2 separate regions of the Homo sapiens genome follow, and region 2 is linked to region 1. A link is a loop called in an ENCODE intact Hi-C map of the cell type or tissue named here. Cell type or tissue: PC-3. All regions are shown on one strand. Links, peaks and the distances in the headings refer to the core of each region. The heading gives the core; the rest is flanking DNA.

Region 1 (10,712 bases), core at 1,692-9,691:
GCTTTCTAACAGCCGACAGAAAAAAGAAAGTTGATGGGTTATATTGCTCACTGTGTCCACGAGAAGAATCTGACTGCACAGGAGAATCACACCTTTCCCTGAACCGGAAAGAAATCTCTCCAGAAGGTCATCATACGGATTTTATATGACATAATACAACATCACTTAATATCTTCCTAGCAGCCACAACACTACATTTGAAATGCTTTTTCTTAGAGCACACTTCAATACAGGAGGATGGCATCAAAGTAAAGCATAAATCAGGAAAACACTACTCTGTGTATGTATGGGGAGGGAGACATAATATGGTACATGTACCCCACGTTCGGATGACATGGTTGGGTTGGGAGTGGAGACGACTTTACCTCCCAAAGTCTCCGTTGATTCTCTCAGCCAAGCTTTTATTTGTAAATGGGGGGCAATAAGTTTGAGAATATCATACCCTCTCAGCACACTATTTAGCACATACTTAGTGCTCAATATATGGTTATCACTTATGACTATCAATGCTAAGCCCCTGAAATAAGGCTTACGTATATTATCAATATTTAAGAAGAAAGCCACAGGCCTTAACAGTCTAGTTGCTGAAGAGCCTTTGGCGTCACCTGTGAATGGTAGCTACATTCTCAAGTACAGAGAGAAAGAGTGAACTTCGCTTATGCTAAGTGCATAGCTTAGCAGATGAAGCCTATGGCAAATGTTCAAAGCATCTAAAATCTTGCAGACAGCCCTTCAACACCCACTTCTTGTTAGCAAGCAACCTCATGCTGTATCAGGCACTCTCTCAGATGGGACCCAGTGCTCTAGACATGTCTCCCATGCTCACCTATCAAAAATGACCCAATGATCCAAGTCTCATTCTCTTTTGCTGTGCCATCTGACAAACTAATCTGAACTAAGACATAAGCTGATGACAATCCTCATACTCTTTAAGATATTGGAGAGATCCTTGAATCAAATGTCATTTTACAAGGGAGAATCTAAAGATGTCAACTTATCGAGGTGACAGCTAGTTAGAGATGTCATATTTAAGATAACTTAATGAGCCACCTCTCCTAGAGACGACATTTTGACAAAGACCTTTCTTCCTTGGCCAAAATGATGAGCTAGTGGAAATTTCAAGTGCTTTAACAGACCAATATGCCCATTTTGAGGTTTGTGAGACTTTTTAAAACTACTGCAATCAAAGCACCAAGCTTTTGGTCCATCCTTATGGGGCACCTAAGACAAATCATTCCACAACGTTCACATGTTTCAATGAACATGAAGTAAAGGACTAAGTGCTGGAAAATAATCTTCCCAAAATACTTTGCAGATCATCTTGTCTCATGATCTTCCCTGAATGAGTCATCTCAAAATGCAGCTCAAATTGGCAAATTTAGAGATCTAAAATCATCTGTGTTCTGATTACTCCAAAATGTCTTTATTCTTTCACTATATTCTAAACATTCCAGAGTGATGCCACATTTACTAGAGGTCACCAAGTTGCAAGATATATACGAAGCAGATAAGTTTCTATAATGTAATTGTTTCATAACTCATTTTCTCTTCTAATGCTGAAAAGCCTCTGCTTTATAAAAGAAATGCTCTCTGGCCAATTATAGTTTGCTATGTAAAAATTCATGTATTAATAGTAATCCTCAGATGCTTTCTTAACACTCCTCATAGTAGATGTGATAAATTCAATACAAAGGCAGGGTCTCTGAGTCACTGTTACTTTCCTTCCAGTAGCTCTTCAACTTTAAAGAAGATCAAAATCATATGAGGTATTTCTTTCCAGTTTCTGACTCTGTAGGTCTGGTGGGGCCAGGAATCTGCATTTTTAACAAGTGCTTCAGGTGACTGTAATGCAGGTATCCAGGATGCAGGGCCTTCCATGGCACCGAGCAGTGCTGGCTTTTCATGATGCCAATTTTAACATGATTATTTTGCTAATTTCAGGGGGCTTTTTTCTTTTCAAACATAATGTTGGCCCTGTTTATAAAATCTAGACATACATAACCACATACACATACTTCTATGTCACTTATACAACCTCCCAGCACCACAACTATCAAAGCCTTGGACCCAGAAAGGGGATGTGTTAGTCTGAATCATGTGAAATTGCCAATATTCAACACTTTTTCACTTATGAAAGCACAGGGTTCCTATGCTTAAATCTGTAATCTGCATGAGGATGGGGGAACAGACTGATGGACCCGTCTTATTCTGACCACTAATTACACATGAAGCCCTATCACCCCAGGGGCCCCTGACATCACAGCATTGGTTCTCTGATTTAGTCTTTGCAATAACTCTGCAAGGAGGCTGGGCATTAGCAGCTCACGCCTGTAATCCCAGCACTTTGGGAGGCTGAGGTGGGAGGATCACTTGAACCCAGGTGTTTTGAGACCAGCCAAGGCAACAAAGCAAGACCTCTGTCTCTTAAAAAAAAAAAAAAAATTGGCCAGGCGCTGTGGCTCACGCCTGTAATCCCAGCACTTTGGGAGGCCAAGGTGGGCGGATCACGAGGTCAGGAGATCGAGACCATCCTGGCTAACACAGTGAAACCCCATCTCTACTAAAAATACAAAAAATTAGCCGGGCATGGTGGCGGGCGCCTATAGCCCCAGCTACTCGGGAGGCTGAGGCAGGAGAATGGCATGAACCTGGGAGGTGGAGCTTGCAGTGAGCCAAGATCACGCCATTGTACTCCAGCCTGGGCGACAGAGCAAGACTCCGTCTCAAAAAAAAAAAAAAAAAAAAATTAATTAGCCAGGCATGGTGATGCACCTATGCTCCCAACTACTCAGGAGGCTGAGGTGGGAGGATCGCTCGAGCCCAGGAGTTCAAGGCTGCAGTGAGCTATGATCATGCCACTTGCACTACAGCCTGGGTGACAAGAGTGAGACCCTGTCTAAAAATCATCATTATCATCATCATCATCATAATCATCATCATCATCCTGCAGGGTATTTTAAAATGAAATAACACACCCAAGGTCTCATGGCTACTTAGAGGTAGAAGGAGAACTCAATGCCAGGAAGACCTGATCCAACCAGAGGCTACTACTGCCCTTCTTTCAACAGCTCAGGGATCCCCATGGCTGATGTCACAGCCTCAGACCCCCACTGTGTCCTGTCCCTCTCTGACAAAGCATGCTGCACTCCAAACATACCAAGCATTCTCAACCAGCTGTCTCACAGGGGCCCCTGCCTACTGAGCAAGATTAGAAAGAAAAGCAGAGGCTCTTTAAAAAGTCACACATTTGGGATGAAAATGATGACAGACAGAGAGACGAGGGAGAACCTCCCTCACACACACACACACAGAACACAATGCCAATGAGAGCCAATGACCTGAACTCATGGTGGAAATTTTACACCACATTTGGTGTTCAAGACTTCAGAAGTTGAGGAAGTAGAAAACACAGTTTATGAGGTTGTTGTCAAAGTAGCCTCTTTTTATTAAGTTTTATCACTTGAGAGTATGATACACTGAATGAAAAAGGAACGAGAACATGCCTGCTGTAATGAAGATGAGCCTGATGTTATCATGATGCTGTCTGAGCTCTGTGTAGGTATAATTCATTTCATTCTATATCAGAAATAAAAGGCAGCAGAGATAATATATATTATTCCCTGTCATGGAATCTTCTTTCTGGTGATACCATGGTTCCTTTAATATACCAGTGACTAAATCAAATCCCCCTAGAGTACAGTCATGATAAATCTACTGCATAGTAAATTTCATTTTTTAGTGATCAGTATTATATCAAAATGCTACTTTATAGCAATAACTGATTTATACATTTTTATTATACACAATAAAACTACAGTCTTACTTTTATATATTTAATTAACAAAAGGTAATACTTTTTCCTTTAAATTTAGCAACTGTGTCTCTATACACCTATAAATTGCTAATGGCACCAGGCACTAAACACACAGCCTGGTTCTATTGTTAAGGTTATTGGAGATACCTAAGTCAAACTTGATAGGAAGTAGGAAAAAAAAAACAGCCTTAAGCATAAGTTATTTGATTTTTTTCTTCTCCAAGGGAGCTTCTTTAAATTGTTTCTTCATTCATTCAACAAATATTTATTGAGTGACTACTACATGCTAAAATTGTTAAGTAATCTGGTTTTACACATTATGAGTATGTTAAAAGGAATGCTTTAAACCACCTTATAATTGTATATCTAGATGGAACATCACACTGAGTCCATTTTAAGTTCATTTTAAGCATGTGCTTATTACATGATGTAAAGTACCTCAAGCTACTCAAACAGAGAAGAGAGAACAAATAGTATCCATCAAAAACAGGCTGGGCCAGGCAGAGTGGCTGACATCTGTAAACCCAGCACTTTGGGAGGCTGAAGACTACTTGAGCCCAGAAGTTTAAGACTAGCCTGGGCAATGTACCAAAACCCCATCTCTATCAATTTTTTTCTTTAATTAGCCGTGCATGGTGGCTTGTGCCTATGGACCCAGCTGCTCAGGAGGCTGAGGTGGGAGGACTGCTTGAGCCCAGGAAGTCGAAGCTACATTGAGCCATGATCAGTGATCCTGCCACTGCACTCCAGCCTGGATGACAGAGCAAGACGCCTTGAGAAAAAAAAATCAAAAAAACACAGACTATACAAAGGGTGTGGTCCAATTCCTTCTCACCCTCTGTCAAAGCCTACCTGTTACCTGTGAGCCCATTTTGATTCCATAGCTAGAAGCCAGGGAAAAGTAATGGGGCCTCAGACTCCCAGAGTAACCCACACTAATATGCACTCTTCTCATTGTATGCAATAAATCTGCTTTCTGCATATTGAATAGAAAGAGAGATTAAAATGAATATTCACCCATCTGAAAAACTGATGCTCTATAAGCTTTTATGCTTTGCAGCCCATAAAAAGTAAATGCTTTGCTTCTGCTTTGGCTGGTGCATGTTGAAATAAATCATTCTGTTAAACAGTGGCCTTTTCTTCAGAGGGAGATGCTAAAACCTTATCAGTTTTGACAAGTCTCTGACTCCTCTCCTCTCATTCATCTCTCCTGTATGTCCTGCAATCCTTGCTCTTTTAGCTTGCAAGGTCATTTCCAACCCCTGCTAGCCCCAGTTTCGAAAGGAAGCCACACAGCCATCTTCAATCAGATTCTCCACCCTGCCCTGACTTCTAACCCAAAGCCCAACACTTGCATTTCATATAAAGTTTTTGATGACTCATTAGTCTTCTGAGTTTTAAGCAGGAAAAATGGCTGAATCAGATTTCCAGGCAGATTTTCATGACTTCTTGAATTACATACCTAAACCCTCAGTGCTGTAGAAGTCACTCCTTGCAGACGTAAGAAAAGTACAGACAAGCCATGTCCTAAAGATGTTACACACCTACACAGAGCCATCCACACCACTGCTTTTTCTGGTCTACTACAAGAAGGCCCCAAAGGTTAACATGAACCCTTTACTTAGTTGGCAAATATATACTACTTCTTCCAGTTTTACCACTACATGTAGATTAGCAGCAACATATGACACAGCAGAAAAAAGAAAAAATTGAGTAAGACTGTAGCAGGTGAATCTAAAGTTGTCTCTGGATCAGTGCTGAATTTCAACAAACTACACTACAAGTAGCAGTGGAACTACAACTCCCACTAAAGAACTCAATTTTACAATAAAGACTTAGAGATGCACACGTAAGCGGATGAAAGTCCGCTCTCGTGCCTTTCTTTAGCTGTCCAGGAAGCCATCTATGGATGGGGCTGGACCTTGCTTGGCTCAGGCAGGGGGGTTAAGGGACGCAGCTACACCTAGTGATCAGCTGCGGATGGCAGCAGGAGCAACCGGCAGCAGGGAAGCACTCTTCAGCTGTTTCTCAGAAAGGCCGGCTACAAAGCGCTCAGGATCAATCTGTTAAAAGACATCATGATTATTTTTATTTACCTGGAGTGTTAAATGACAGAGATGCAATGGTTGTCTTTGAGGGTTCAGAGAAAAATTAGGCTCAATTTTAGGATACACATTGTCAGTACTTTAAATAAATGTCCAAGAAAAATCTTCATTATTTTTTTCTGTTTTTTGAGACGGAGTCTCGCTCTGTCGCCCAGACTGGAGTGCAGTGGCGCGATCTCGGCTCACTGCAAGCTCCGCCTCCCGGGTTCACGCCATTCTCCTGCCTCAGCTTCCGGAGTAGCTGGGACTACAGGCGCCCACCAACACGCCCGGCTAATTTTTTTGTATTTTTAGTAGAAACGGGGTTTCACCACGTTAGCCAGGATGGTCTCCGTCTCCTGACCTCGTGATCCACCTGCCTCGGCCTCCCAAAGTATTGGGATTACAGGCGTGAGCCACCGCGCCTGGCCGAAAAACCTTTATTTTCTTTCTATTTGGAATTTGAGTTTATTGCCAAAGGCAAAGTTTCACAATTCCACATTACAATTCCAAATCTTACATCTACTAACTTCCAGTTCTCTCCTGAGAAAGTCCCTGTTTCTTTCCATTTTAGTAGATTTTGAAATTTTAATAAATGAATAACTTCTCAAAGTGTGGTAACTATACCTGCTTTATCCTTGCCCATTACCATCCACAAAGGGGCCGTACAAATGTAAGTGCTCAATAAATATTTATTTGAATTAAATATTTCAATAAGAATTATTAATAAGCACTATTAAATATTCTAATAAGCACACTGGGCTGCATGCTTATTATAACAAGCCAACAAATATCTCCTATACAAAATATCAACCCAGGGAAATTTCCAATGGCTAACCATTACAACAAAATTTAATTGTTACATCGTGGTAAGTAAAAACATAGGAAACTTTTTTATTCATTTGAGTTTTACAACTGGCTGGATTTAGTCTCTTCCCCAGTGTCTGGCCAGAGACAACACGATCACATCACCATGTTGGTAATACCGGCCGTATTAATCAAGAGGCTAAGCAGTGAATGAATGGATGTGATATTTTTACCCCCAGTTCTCTTTCAGCTCTTGTCAAGGGAGGCTGATAGGGCAGGCAGAAGATCTCAGTTCTTTTAGAACAAGGGTTCTCCAATCTCAGGTCACATCAGAATCCCATGGGGGGCTTGTTCTAACACAGATTGCCGGGCCTCATCCCCAGGGTTGCGGATTCAGGGTCAGAGGGTTGCAAGTCTAACAACTTTCAATGTAATGCTGATGCTGCTGGCTCAAGGACAACACTTTAAAAACTCCTCTTTCAGGGCCAGGCGTGGTGGCTCATGCCTGTAATCCCAGCACTTTGGGAGGTGGAAGCAGGAGGATCACCTGAGGTCAGGAGTTCAAGACCAGCCATGGCCAACATGGTGAAACCCCGTCTCTACTAAAAATACAAAAATTAGCCAGGCGTGGTGGCAGGCACCTGTAATTCCAGCCACTCGGGAGGCTGAGGCAGGAGAATCGCTTGAACCCGGGAGGCAGAGGTTGTAGTGAGCCAATATCACTCAGTTGCACTCTAGCCTGGGGGACAAGAGCGAGACTTTGTCTCAAAAAAAACAAAACAAAACAAAACAAAACAAAACAAAAACCTCCTCTTTCAGGACAACGTTTCTTCAACTGTGGCTACAAACCCTGACCACCCAGGGATGCTGGGGGACCTCTGTCGTGGACATCAGAATCACCACAGCTGGGCCCCAGGAAGCAGCCTTTGAAAGGAGGCCTCCAGATGCTCCCCGTGGACAGCAGGTTTTGAGAAGCACAGATTAAAACCTAGCTCACCATCAACACTGGTGCAGTTTCCCAGGCCCTCCCCAGAGCCACCTAACGTCACTGAGGCAGGATGTCACTGTGATCTACCTGCACAACTGCCACTCTTCATGGCCCTCCTTCAACTTTCCATGTGTTTCTCCTTCATAGCTAAGAGGGCACAAGGGGAGTGACCCTCCCTTGCTAAGATCTCTAGAGCTTGTCACATCCCACACCTGAGTACACAACACTTCTCTTCTCATCCTGTTTTTGTCTTTTTCTCTCACATACTCCCAGACCCTTAATTATGCCCTGGCCTTGCCAGCCTCCTCACCAATGATGGGGGCACTACAGACTAGGAAGCTTGGTGACTAAATCTTTCCTCCTCTCCACCCAAGGCAGCCCAACTTATTTTTCTCTGCTGGGTTTTTCAGAGCTACAGTGTCAACTCAGGCTTTCTGATGACTAAACTGAAAACCACCGCGGTATTTTAGGAAGCAAAAAAGCAACATCCTCTTATAATGCAAGATTTACATTATTTTGTACCTTTTTAGAATGTTTGTGAGTTGGAAAGACATTAATAATTAAACCTTCCCTCGCTTATAAAATAAGCCTATTAACATGCATGTTATATTCATAAAGATAGTAAGCACACTAAAAAGTGAAACTATAGGAAAGTTGGTTTTCAAAGAGAAGAATCTCAGAACTAAAGTAAAATGCATGGTGGACATAACCCCTAAGAAAAATGTTTCACTGTTGAAAAGCATAAAACTCATTAAAATGCCTGATTCCCTAAATGAAAACTAAGCCTTGGGATATTTAGATAATACATGCTCATTCTAGAAACTTAATGAAATCTAAAACAAAAATTGAAAGAAAACAATATTTAATCTAATACATAGTTCCTCTACTGTATACAGCCTCACAATTCCTAGAATATATTACAATCCTTAGAGAATTATGAAAAATTTAAATAAAGGTATTGACTTTTCTAGAATTGTCACAGAATTGCTTAAATTCTGAAACCAACTTTTACCAAATCTAAAGGCTAGGCTATGCTTCATTTATAAAGAATTTATATAATCTGAAGACATAATTCAAATTACTTGTTCATTAAAGAAAATTCATTTTGAATTACCAAAATTATATACACACTTATCCATATATCACTACATGTCAATAGATTCTTTTCTTAAAATCTGTAAAAATAACCCTTTGAAAACATGAGAGACTAAAACCTATAATTTTCTAGATCGGAACAATTTATTATGCTCAAGCAATTCTTCTTTACATATACAGAACACTAAGAATGTTATAGTAATTTCTTAGCATATTTCTTTCATGCTCACTGATTTAAATTTGAAGTATTTTCTTCATTATCAATTTTCAATCTAGCGAAAGCACCTTGAAAATGTAAAATGCTATGACTATAGTTATCTGAAAAAGAAAAAATAAACTTAACTGCTAAACAAACATATTACCACTCTTTGCAAAGGGTGCTTTAAAATTCTGTATTTTGAAAAAATTTCAGATTTATAGAAGACTTGCAAAAACAATACAAACTGTGCAAGTACACCCTTCACCCAGCTTCCCCCTAATGTTAACATCTTACATTCACAGAGCAGAATTACCAAAGCTAAGAAATTAACATTGGTACCACACTACTAACTAAATTACAGGCTTTATTCAGATTTCAGCTGTTTTCCCACAAACATCCTTAAAATATTTTAAAAAATTAATTTCTCCACGAGTCCCAAATTCACAAGGTTATGTTAACATTTAATATATTTCAAATACCACTGTAGCTGAAACAAAGAGCTAAGTCTATATTTCTATTTCTGCAAACCAAAGCTTGCTTAGCAGAACTTAACACATCAAAACCATTATAAGGTAGAACTAAACACTTCATTGTATTATATAATATATGTTGCAACTTGGCTTTTAAGAAATTGGGTCAAAGAGGAACAACTTGCCAACTCGTTGGTTTCTCACCATGCAAAAGGGAATTTCCAACAAAGGTAAAATAATTTAACTTTCTTTCTCATGTCTTACTTATATACCATCTTACCAGTTATTTTTAGTGAACACTAAAGACCTAGAAGATATAAAGTGAACCTCCATTATTTTGCCTAACAAATTAGAAACGGTAATGATAAAAAACAATTTTTCAGCCTGGGCACGGTGGCTCATGTCTGTAATCCCAGCACTTTGGGAGGCCAAGGCAGGCAGATCACAAGGTCAAGAGATTGAGACCATCCTGGCCAACATGGTGAAAACCCGTCTCTACTAAAAATACAAAAATTAGCTGGCGGTGGTGGTGGTGCACACCTGTAGTTCCAGCTACTCGGGAGGCTGAGGCAGGAGAATCGCTCGAACCCGGGAGGTGGAGGTTGCAGTGAGCCAAGATCGTGCCACTGTACTCCAGCCTGGCGACAGAGCAAGACTCTATCTCCAAAAAAAAAAAAAAACCCACAATTTTGTAATGAAATCCATCATTATAAGTAAGCAATGTCATCACAGGCCCAAATCCTAATACTTTTCCAGTAAGTTTAGCATTCTATTTCTGATGTCTGGTATCCAAATCACATGTAGTCCACCTCCAGAAATGGTTAATTAACAATCTTAACAATTCCAAACCCATTCCAAAAGAGGACAGGAGAGCACTGCAGAAAGCAAAGGGCAGAGTGCCTTGTGTAGATAATGTCTGAGTTATACAAAAACCCTTGACTGATTATATTTATAAACCCTCATGATTAGTCCATTGGCCTAAAGAGAACCCAGTGTGGAAAAGGCAAGCCAAGTCTAACTTTTAACAATCACTTCTCTCCCTCCATTTTATTATATATTGGTCCATTCACACACAATTTGAATATGTGCAAATGATCAAGATTCTCATTAGTGATTTATTCAACAAATAGTAATAATGCCTGTGACATCTAAGGATCTATGAGAAATGTTTTGTGAGAAAGTCAGAAGAAAACGAAAATTGGCTTTGCCCTCAGGGAGCTTACAATCTAGCTCTTCTGGCTCTAAAATTTATTCC
Region 2 (10,712 bases), core at 1,614-9,613, 62 kb before region 1:
CTTTTTTTTTTTTTTTTTTTAAGTAAAGGCTCTTACTGAAGTCTTGGGCCCCTTTACCTCTCAAATACATTCAGGTTGATGTGGCCACAGGTAATTAAGCCAGAAGGGTGAAAAATACTCACAGTATTTACAATAAACGTTAGCGCGACCACATCAAATGACCACATAACAAAGTCAACATGTAAGCTTTCTATAACCCACACATAATGCTGCTCGGAAAAGGGAAGTGCAAAGAGGAATAACAAAAAGAAAATAAAAACAAAAACCAGTAGCTCCAGGCGGTCTTTTATTTCCCACATTGTGGAATAATTTTTTCCATTCCCCAGATGATTTAAGTTGACAAATTGGTTCTTCTGGTTGCTTAGCTTCCTGACCTCAAAAAGTCCATTTTCTAACTTCTATCTCATCCAGCTGTTGACAGGCTAATGCCACCAACCAATGTAATAAAAACTCCACGGAATTTAGGATTAGTGTAGGAAATTGTAACGACAGTAGAAGAATTAGATGTGAAGTCTGCCCAACTTTTAAGAACACATCTTGTCCCTAAAAGAGAACAAATAGTTCTCTGGAAGGAGTTTAATGTATATGCCGTTCCTCCCAGGGCCCACTGCTGTACAGCATTTCCCAGGAAAAAAACTGGAAACTTCTTGCCTAAAACACGTCTCACAAGCTGATACAGTTTAAGGGCACTCTCTATTTTGGTACAATTTTTCTCAGAAATATTCAATTTTCTTTCCTTCACAGAACCGTGAGTCAATAACCTAGTATTGTTACTTGCTTGATCAATCCTGAAATATTTGGGACAAGGTCTGCCACGGAAGCAGGTAGAACACAGAGTGGTTCAAAGGTCAGGTTTCTGCCCTGCCATTTACAACCAGACAGTGCTCCTATACTAATCCTCCACATCCCTCATAGCCCTCAAGAGCACACATTCTGACCTGGATTCGCCTTAGATCATTTACTTAACCTCTCCAGGCCTCAGTTTCCTCATCTGTAAAGTGAATTCATATTTGCAATAGTACTCACTTCACAGATAAGATGAATTAGAAATTTAAGTATGTAAAGCATAATGCTGGACCGAAAGTAAGTATACAATAAATGTTTCACCTATTCTTTACTGCTTTTTTCTCTGATCATAAAAAGTTAATGCCTATAGATGAAAGTCTTCCATTTTAAAAGGGGCTTTGATTAATCACTATTTTCTCAGTATCATATCAAATTCTTCAAAAAAGGTTAGTGATTGCAGTTATCCATCTGAGACAGAAGTACAGCTGTGGGCAACCGCCCACTTCTTGGGATTCATGCCACCGCTCTAGTTTTACATATGGGTATGATTAAGGTACACACATTTGTGTTACCTTTTTATCTGGAAGATGTGTGTTTTTTTTCATGAGTGAGAGAACTTAAACATTCTGTTAGTATGTGATAGCAATCATATCTTGATATATTATGCAGTTTTTGAATTAACTAAGTCCTTTCCTGTCTCTCTTTCTCCTTTTCTTAATATTATGGGTATTTCTGATCACATTTCTAAGAATTCACTAAGGATAATTAGGAAAAATCAAATGTAAAGTTTAAACAGACACACGTACATACACACATACTTACTGAACATATTTAATATTAAAGACAAATTAAATCTACTCGCTGAGATGACAAGGTCCCTGGAGAAGGAAGATATAGGTTGACTGGAATGTGTGGGGACCTTTCAGCAGCTCCAAGTAGGACACACAGCCAGGTCCTGAATCAAGCTTTAGCTCCGGGACAAAGAGAAAGAAAAGCTGAAAAGACCTGCATGTTGAACAGATCATAGTTTATATGTTCTTGGGAGTTATTTCCATTATCATTTTTAAAAATTCTAAATTTTTAGCAGATTTGTGCTCTATTCTCATCTGCATTTATCATGTCACCAACAATGCATTTGTTTTATAAAAACCCTAACTTCCAAAAGACTGTAGCCAAAGGCTCTATTGGCTTTAAAACAAGGCTTTAGAACCCCAACTTCAGGGTGCTCTAAAATGAAAACTAAGTAGACAATCTACTCAACTAAGAGTTAAGCACCCTCTTAATTAATCCAACTATCCTACTACATATTAAGGTTTTGATGTAGATGGCATTAACTTGGGAATCTAAAGGCCAGATTCCAGCAGCAATTCTTCCACTAAACTAGGTGAGTTTATTTCCTTTTTCAGAGACTGGCTCCTCCCTTTCCCCATGGTTCTAGTGGAGCTGCCAATCACCTGTCTCCCTACCACATCCTTAGGAATAAGGATGACCTAAAGTTATAATACCCAACTCCTAACCACACCAATTGGCTGCTGCACTTCTGACTCCAAATCTACTCCTAGATTTCCCAGTCATATATATATATTTTAGTTTACTTAAACTAGTTTCAACTGGGGACTCTGACACTTGCAACCAAAAGCATCCTAATACACAATGACCTGAGAAAAGTAAAATTCCTCGGACCTCAATTTCCTCATTATCACAAAATTGCAGTAAGATGATCTCTAAAGCTCCTTTCATATAATTATTTGCTTCAAATTATATAACTATCAGATAATTTGGAATGACATATATATAATTAATTCATTCAACTGGACACTGGAAGTTTCTTTCTGTAGCAAGTTCTGCCTACCTGTACTGAAACAGGAGAGAAACCCCACAGGCTAATCATCAGCATAATAAATTATATAATATTTTATTAACATTCTAAGATATAGGAAATTCATTTTAAGTATGATTTCCCCCTCAATGCTCAGTATCTGTCACTGCCAGTCATCCATCCATTCTGCCATTTATTTTTGATTACAGACCATCTCCACCCCTAAAACCCCTACCAAACAAGTTATCTGGAAAACACTAGTTATGCACTTCCTTTGAATATTTAGAAACTGGAATTTGTTACAAGTAAAATAAAACATGATAACAAGGCTATTTCCTTCTTTAGTAATCTACTTGTTAAGATGTGGCAATACTCTTTGGGTAAATTTTCAAATACAGATATATTCTAACTAGAAGTGAAAACTAATGTAAAAAATATTCTATTTGCTCACTGGAAAAAAGTCAATGAAAATACAGCAAGAAATCATGTGCTCTACAATATCAGGATGATATCTGCTTGTTCACCATATAAATGTAAACAGCATGTGGAATATGAATATAAAAGCATATAGAGGCCGAGAGCGGTGGCTCAAGCCTGTAATCCCAGCACTTTGGGAGGCCAAGGCGGGTGGGTCACCTGAGGTCAGGAGTTCGAGACCAGACCAGCCCAGCCAACACGGTGAAACCCCATCTCTACTAAAAATACAAAAATCAGCCAGGCGTGGTGGCAGGTGCCTGTAATCCCAGCTACTCAGGAGGCTGAGGCAGGAGAATCACTTAAACTCAAGAGGCAGAGGTTACAGTGAGCCAAGATCACGCCATCGCACTCCAGCCTGGTGGACAAGAGCGAGACTTCATCTCAAAAAAAAAAAAGCATATAGAATAATACAAGTCAGGCTGGGTGCGGTGGCTCACGCCTGTAATCCCAGCACTTTGGGAGGCCAAGGCAGGCGGATCACGAGGTCAGGAGATCGAGACGATTCTGGCTAACACGGTGAAACCCCATCTCTACTAAAAATAAAGTTAGCCAGGTGTGGTGGCAGGCATCTGTAGCCCCAGGTACTCGGGAGGCTGAGGCAGGAGAATGGCGTGAACCCTGGAGGTGGAGCTTGCAGTGAGTGGAGATCGCCCCACTGCACTCCAGCCTGGGCAACAGAGCAATTAGTACAAGTCAATCAAATTGGAGAAAATGCTGAAAAATGGAAATGAGATATCTAGTTTAAATTCACCTGGAAAACAAGAAAATTTACAAGGTAAAACACTACAGTTTTGGAGAAATAAACATGGTTAAGATTATTCAAGATGATCAACTTTTCCACTGTGAGGAAAAGAGTTTAGAATAATTGTTGCCTGTAGAAAAATATTTAATTGGATTTAGAAGTGTCGTAATGAAATATGTCCTGCACCAAGTAATTAAATCAAAAGAAAATAATTTTCTAAAAGACCATAAGAAATGCATCTGCATTTCTGACTACCCAAATTATTGCTGAATCAAGAGTAAAAAGCATTAATTGGCAGGCTCCAGCCTATCTGTTAATAAATCTAAAATTAGCATAAGAACTAACCTAATAATACTTAAATAACAAATGCACTAAAACTGTAATTCTAATTTGAAGAACTTAATATTGTGATGTAGTACTTCATGTTTTTGCCTCAGAAGATGGTCTACATAACAGTTTCAACCATTAAAAATGCACTTAAAATCATTAAAAAACTAGGGCAGACACAAAATGTGGATGCTTTCAAACACACATCATTAGATAAATATGTCTAAGAAATTATAAGTCACAGAGAAATTTATACAACATGGGGCAGGCAGAAACATGGATAATTCTTTTCATGACAGAGTTTGAAATCTTAATCATATGCACTGTCTTTCTCCATTTATAAAACCTTGAGCCCTAGAATAAATTACTTTATTAGGAAGCATAAATTTAAAAATGAAACAAACTGGATTTATCACATGAAGTTGAAATTATTAGTCTTCATCTTCTGTAAAACACTCTCCTCTTACAGATATAATGCTTTCTCAGATACTTTATTCTGGACCTCTTTCTACTAATCTGGTTTCGCTGGGTCTTTCTAGGAAATGTGACTATCTCAGTGTTTAGGGTAGAGTAGAAGGGGCATATACTCTGTGAGACTTCAACTAATCAGTCTTCAGTTTTCTCTGTTTGGTTAACTGAATGGTTTTTCATTCACCCTCAAGTCATATAAGAGCTGAAATGGCCTAAAGAAATGTTATGATTAATAAAAGTATAGAGAACTTTAACTACCTGTTTCCTGGCAAAAGCCAAGAATAGTTCTTCATGCTTAAATTAATACCAAAACCCCATTAGGTAAGGTTAGTCAAAATACAAAGTTACATTTTTGAACAGTGATGTGATTCATGTGTGGGATTATTTGTTAAATTAAGGAAAAGCACCAGAAAATTTTCAAAAGTTGTAAACGCATTCTGTTCTAATGAAACCCTATGAAACATAGTATTCAATATTTGTACTCAAGTCCAAAACTGCAGTGGAACTTTCAACAAGTCCATCTTGCTTATTCATGCCTGAATTCCTTTGTGAGATTTTTCAATGTGCATTAATTCAATGATTATTAAGAACCTACTATATCCCCCAAAGAAACGTTCATAGAATAGAAGAAAGAAAAAGAATATAAAACATACCATGAGGAATGCAAACACAATTGAAAGACACTAGACACTGCCTGGCACACAGTAGATGCCTAATAAATATTTGTTGAATGAGCAAACAAATGAATGAGGTGGCCCCAATGCTAGTGGGTAAGAGGCAGTGTGTACACATTAAGAAATGAACTTAACCTTTTCTACTGTGGACGCTGTCCAACATAACTTCAAAGAATATCATAACATGCAATTATGACTTCCTTTTTTATCTTGAGTATGAAGAATCCCAATGCTTAAAAGAAATAAAACAGTATAAGAAAAGCCTGACCAAACAAAATTTTATTGTGATGTCCTACAGGATATAAAGGGAAATAAAATTTATCTTAAACTTGACAATATACAACATTTTACTTAGCCAGATACACATGTGCAAATGAATTACACTGTTTTTTTTTTTTTTTTTTTGAGTCAGGGTCTCGCTCTGTCACCCAGGCTAAAGTGCAGTGGTGCAGTCTCAGCTCACTGCAACCTCCACCTCCTGGGTTCAAGTGATTCTTGTGCCTCAGCCTCCCAAGTAGCTGGGATTACAGACATGCACCACCTTGCCTGGTTAATTTTTGCATTTTTAGTAGAGATGGGGTTTCACCATGTTGGCCAAGCTGGTCTCAAACTCCTGGCCTCATGTCATCTGCCAGCCTAGGCCTCCCAAAGTTCTGGGATTACAGGAGTGAGCCATCACACCCAGCCTGAATTACACTTTTAATTAACATAAATTAATTGATATGACTGTAAAGTTACCAATTACTATGCCTGTTGCTTTCTCTTCAATGTCCTCACTCTAAACCTCCAACCCAGTCCCTTTGTTTAAATCCAACATCTCCTTCAAAGTCTTGCTTAAAATGCAACTTCTTCTCTGAAGTGCTTTGGCATCCTGCAGACTGTACAGACTATTTCCCTCCTCTGAAGTCCTTTACTGTGTAGCACGCGCCTCCTCTGTCCTGTACTGACAGCCATGTAAGCAGGTCTCATCTCCCCCTTAGGCTGTAGGCTTCTCTAGGAAGCCCACCTTGCTTACATTTTAGCCCCACTTGTCCAATGGAGGGCCATGCAATTCTGAGACACACAGTATTTTTGAATCATTGTGGGAATGAATACAATCAATATAATCATGACAAGGAAGACTGGGGTTTACTTGGAAGTAAATGAAATAGAACAATAATAATGTAATGGTTACATTACCTATGCACTCATAGATCTGAAAATGGCTTAACTTCCAGGCAAAACACTGAGCCTTGGGAGAACCCAATGGAGGCCTGCAACTAAGCCATCCATAAAAAGCAAGCTATCTCCTCTACCTGGAACATTGTCACTTCCAGTTTGTCATCTATACATCCAAGTTTCCTTGAATGCCTACTAGATTCCAAGCACTGCAGTGGTTAACAGGTAGGTACACTTTAAAGGACATATTCAGGCTGGCTGCCAGCTCCCAGAGTTCAGCAGCTCACATCTTCCATGTGAAGCACCCAAGCAAATACTTTTTGAAAGGCTCTCTTTCTCTCATGTGAGTGCACAGTCAGAAAACAGAAGCGTTTGTCTGCCCTGCAGTCTCTCATTCTCTCCACTGCTCTTCCTACCTTTCCCAAACAAATGGCCAAATAAGTCATTTACAACATAAATAAACTGAGTAACTAATCTTAACCCAATGGGTAACTCTATCAAATGTAGTGGAAGTGGGCATTCTATGGATTTTACTGTACCTTAGAGGTCTCTGAACATGCTAATATATCCCCTGTTAATTTAGTAGAACTGCCTCCGCAAGGAAAATGTAGGCAGGCAAATGTGACTTCTGGTTCATCCCCAGAGACTCGTTCTGTGTCCAGTGGCTTTTCTGGGATTATTTATGGCATTAACTTGTCTATGCTCAGAAGTTTCCGCCATGTTTGGGCTCAATATGAGCAAACTTCAGAGCTACTTAAATTTTAAAAGAATGTTCACAAGTTCATTATTTATTCAGTGGATAAATAATTTATTAATCCTTTACAATGTACAAAATTATCTACAATATTAAAGGACACTTAGCTGGAAAAGACATAAAAATAATACAAGGCAATAATATGATAAATGACAGGCCAAGAAGGACTCTGAAAAGAGAAGGTCACTTCTTTATGAATAATAGAAGCTAATATTTATTGGGTGCTAACTACCTATTAAGCACATAGTACTATGCTAAGCACTTTATAGAAAATATCAGTGCATTAAATCAAGAAGTACTACTTACCTGGTGGAAGAGCAGAAAGGAAATGAGACTTGGGCCCTGCATTATAAAATTGCCTTAGCTATTATAATCAAAAGCATTTTAAATATAAAAATATAAAATACACGTTGCTTTAACAATAAATGTAAGTCCATTTTCTTCTGTTTTTCTATACTGCTGGAAAAATATTTTAAACTCCAACATATATGAAATACACATTCCAAATACATGGCATAATTTTGGGGGGCACAATGCAAATTTTAAGTTCTTTTTTATATTTAGCTACTGATCTCTAAGTAAAAATAATTATTTTCCCTGAAAGCCTAAACATACCCTATGAGCTTCTGGTAGGACAAATTTAGTTTTGTTTTTACATTTGAAAAAACAAAAAATAAAATAAAAGATATGCCTGTGTGATACATTAATAATTCATTGCTTATTATCTTAGGGACATTTAATATGAAAATAACATATCCTAATTTGTTGTCATATGCATGTTATTTCTTGTTCATGTAAATAATTCACACAAGAGGAAATAATAAAAGCTTTCTACACTAATTGAGATCATTTGAAATATGAACTTAAGGCTGTTTCTATTTGTAAATAAGTTGGCTAAACACTGTGTAAAAGGTGATAACTAGGGATGCAACAATAGATCTGAAATGAAAAGAAATCCATCGTCAAGGATTTTACAAGAATAACAAAAGAGAAAGATGTTCACAAATAACTTACAAAGGCGAAATGTGATAAATGCTATACAAGTGGCAGCAAATTTCAGAGGAAAGGAGGATAAATGTTTATTGGGAGAAATCTAAAATATTGTTCAATCCATTTGGGCATTAAAGATAAGGAATAGACCTTTAACAAGTAAAAATGAGGAAAGAGCTTTTCAGCATGTCCTACCTTCACAGCCATGGGGACAAAGACATAGCCATGGTATAACTGGGTGTAGCTAGGGTTCCTGTGAGTATACAAACAGTAATGGCCCAAAGACAGGGAACTGGGCATTGTGGAGAAGACCAAATACTATGATAAAGAGCCTGAACTTCATTCTATAGGTCTGCATTTCTCAAATTGAAGAGAGGCAACAGTACAATGGGAATCGAGAGGCTGGAGATGGCAGTGAACAAAATGGGAAAAAAAAAATCCTGTTCTTTATGGAATGAACATTCTCACGGAGGATACAGCCAACTAAAACAAAAACAGCAACAAGAAAAAACAGAAAGGAGCTACAAGGAGGACATATGCTTGAGTGTTTGAGGAGCATCAGGGCCCATGGCAGGAGATGGGATGAAGCTGTAGGAGATGAACAAAGAGAAGTGCTAGAAGCAAATCACACCATACCCAGCGGGCCTTGGAAAAGATTCTGTGTTTTCCCAGGTGAAAAATGGAAGACTTTGGAGGCTCTGTGATCAGATTCATATTTTGGAATGGTCAGACTAGACCATTATGGGGCAATGCTGAAAAGGGGAAAGTCCTAGGGAAGAATCACGCCAGCAAAGACCTGCAGGAGGGCCGGGATGGTGGTTGGAAATACTGTGAAGGTAGAATCAACAGGATCTGCTGACTGGCTGAATGTAGGCATGAGAGAAACAGGAATCAGGATGACTCCAAGTTTCTCAGCTTGAGAACCAGACAAAAGATGCTGTCCTTTCCTGCGATGCGGAGGATGCAGGAAGAGCATTTGGAAAGAAAGGAGGGGATCAAAGGTTCCAAGTGAGTAGTGCCTGGTCACTCTGCCAGATAGAGAGAGCAGGTCAGATTTGAAATTAGATCTGTCAAAGTGTGACAACCACACACTACACACACAGGTGACAACATGGGGATTCCAAGAGGAGTGAAGGGAAGGTGGGAGAGTTCACATGATGCTAAGAAGATGGAAGTCAAGTACAAGGCAAGACTCCCTGCCAGGAATGAGGGGAAGGGAAGGCATTTGGAGACTTGAAGAAACCAGAAAGGATGTGAAATATTTGCTGAATGATTCTGAGACACAGCCATCCAAAGATGAATTTGGGGAAGAGCAAAAACATGGTGACTCCTCCTAAGATTAGGTAACACGACCACAGAATACATGAAAGAGAGTCCATTTCATCAAGGAATGGTTGCAAAATCTGAACCCCTTTGAATTTACCAGCAATATGTTTCTTTCCTTGGACTCTCTTATTTTTGCAACATCTCATTAATACAACTAAAAAGCCGACTTACACACCTCCAAAGAGTTGGTGATACAGACTGCTGCCTGGTCATGGCTCATTGCACATGGCACTCTGAAATGAATGAAGAAAAGGAGCACTTTCCTGCTTTCAGAGAATTGTTGCTCTACCGTTTTTCTGCTTCAATATGCTGTCTCAACACTGCTGCTGTAATGACATACTGTGGTGTGATGCATCAGTGGCTAATCCTGAGGATTCTCTATTATCTCCTGCATTAGGATGTGCAGCATCAGAAATCTGATGGATTAATGAAAGACTGTTACTGCTAATTGCTGACATAAGACTATTTAGGGCACTGAGGCAATTGCTGAATTTTTTTAGACATTTTCATCCCTTCTCAGAGCTGTACTAATCAGGCATGCTAATTCCTACAGTAAACAGCACGTAGCTTTGCTGAGAGACCATTCTAACTCTCCATTATTTCATCCCAAATACCATCCCTAAATCCAGATAATTTGCCTTAGATCATTTATCAGCTGTAACATGCAGCCTATCCAGACTTCTGGCACAGTTGATGGCTGGAATTTTACACATCCCTAATTAAAACAGATGTGGCCAGCTCAGGGAGCCTTTTTCAGCCGCCCCAACTTGGACAGTGTCTGAGCAAAGGAAACCAAAAGCTCTGTTCATGGAAACGACACCAAGTGCTAAGGCACTGGGGTTTCTTGGAGGTGATTTGCATCACTGAAGACCTATGGATTGCCCAAATCTTAGCAATGAAGCAAAAAGAGTAGAAACACAGACTGTGGAATTAAACGCAAGTTCCAATTCTAATTTTACCCTTACTATCTGTGCAACTTGTAGGCCAATTACGCAACATCTCTGAGCCTCACTTTCCTCTTCTCTAAAATGAGCATATAACATCATTTCTTTACATATAAAATGTCTAGAGTAGAGCACTGCTAGAAACACAGCACAGCCATTGATCCAGAAAAACACCATGGTCTGGTTCTCATCATAGGTATGTCACTACAGTGAAATGGATATGCTAGGCAAACAGCTTCATGAC

Evidence for each region. A loop is a pair of places that touch in the nucleus more often than their neighbours do. Peaks named below come from ENCODE experiments on the same cell type or tissue, not always from the same donor. Only the 100,000 strongest peaks of a DNase experiment are listed, where the experiment ranks them.
Region 2: it touches region 1 in a loop (5-fold over the local background); 11 of 110 quality-filtered maps call a loop at or near these places.

Annotation. Positions count from the first base shown.
Region 1 is chr18:7,570,367-7,581,078 of GRCh38, reverse strand. All of the region lies in intron 1 of PTPRM (protein tyrosine phosphatase receptor type M), which reads right to left. Among named protein-coding and RNA genes, the nearest start is that of PTPRM, 8.4 kb to the right of the region's middle. RefSeq lists an enhancer at 2,626-3,382. In PC-3, for the core only: no CTCF peak of the experiment used is centred there; DNase peaks (open chromatin) are centred at 4,168 and 5,218; H3K4me3 peaks cover 2,388 bases; H3K27ac peaks cover 3,188 bases.
Region 2 is chr18:7,632,157-7,642,868 of GRCh38, reverse strand. All of the region lies in intron 1 of PTPRM (protein tyrosine phosphatase receptor type M), which reads right to left. Among named protein-coding and RNA genes, the nearest start is that of PTPRM, 70 kb to the right of the region's middle. In PC-3, for the core only: no CTCF peak of the experiment used is centred there; a DNase peak (open chromatin) is centred at 5,378; H3K27ac peaks cover 756 bases.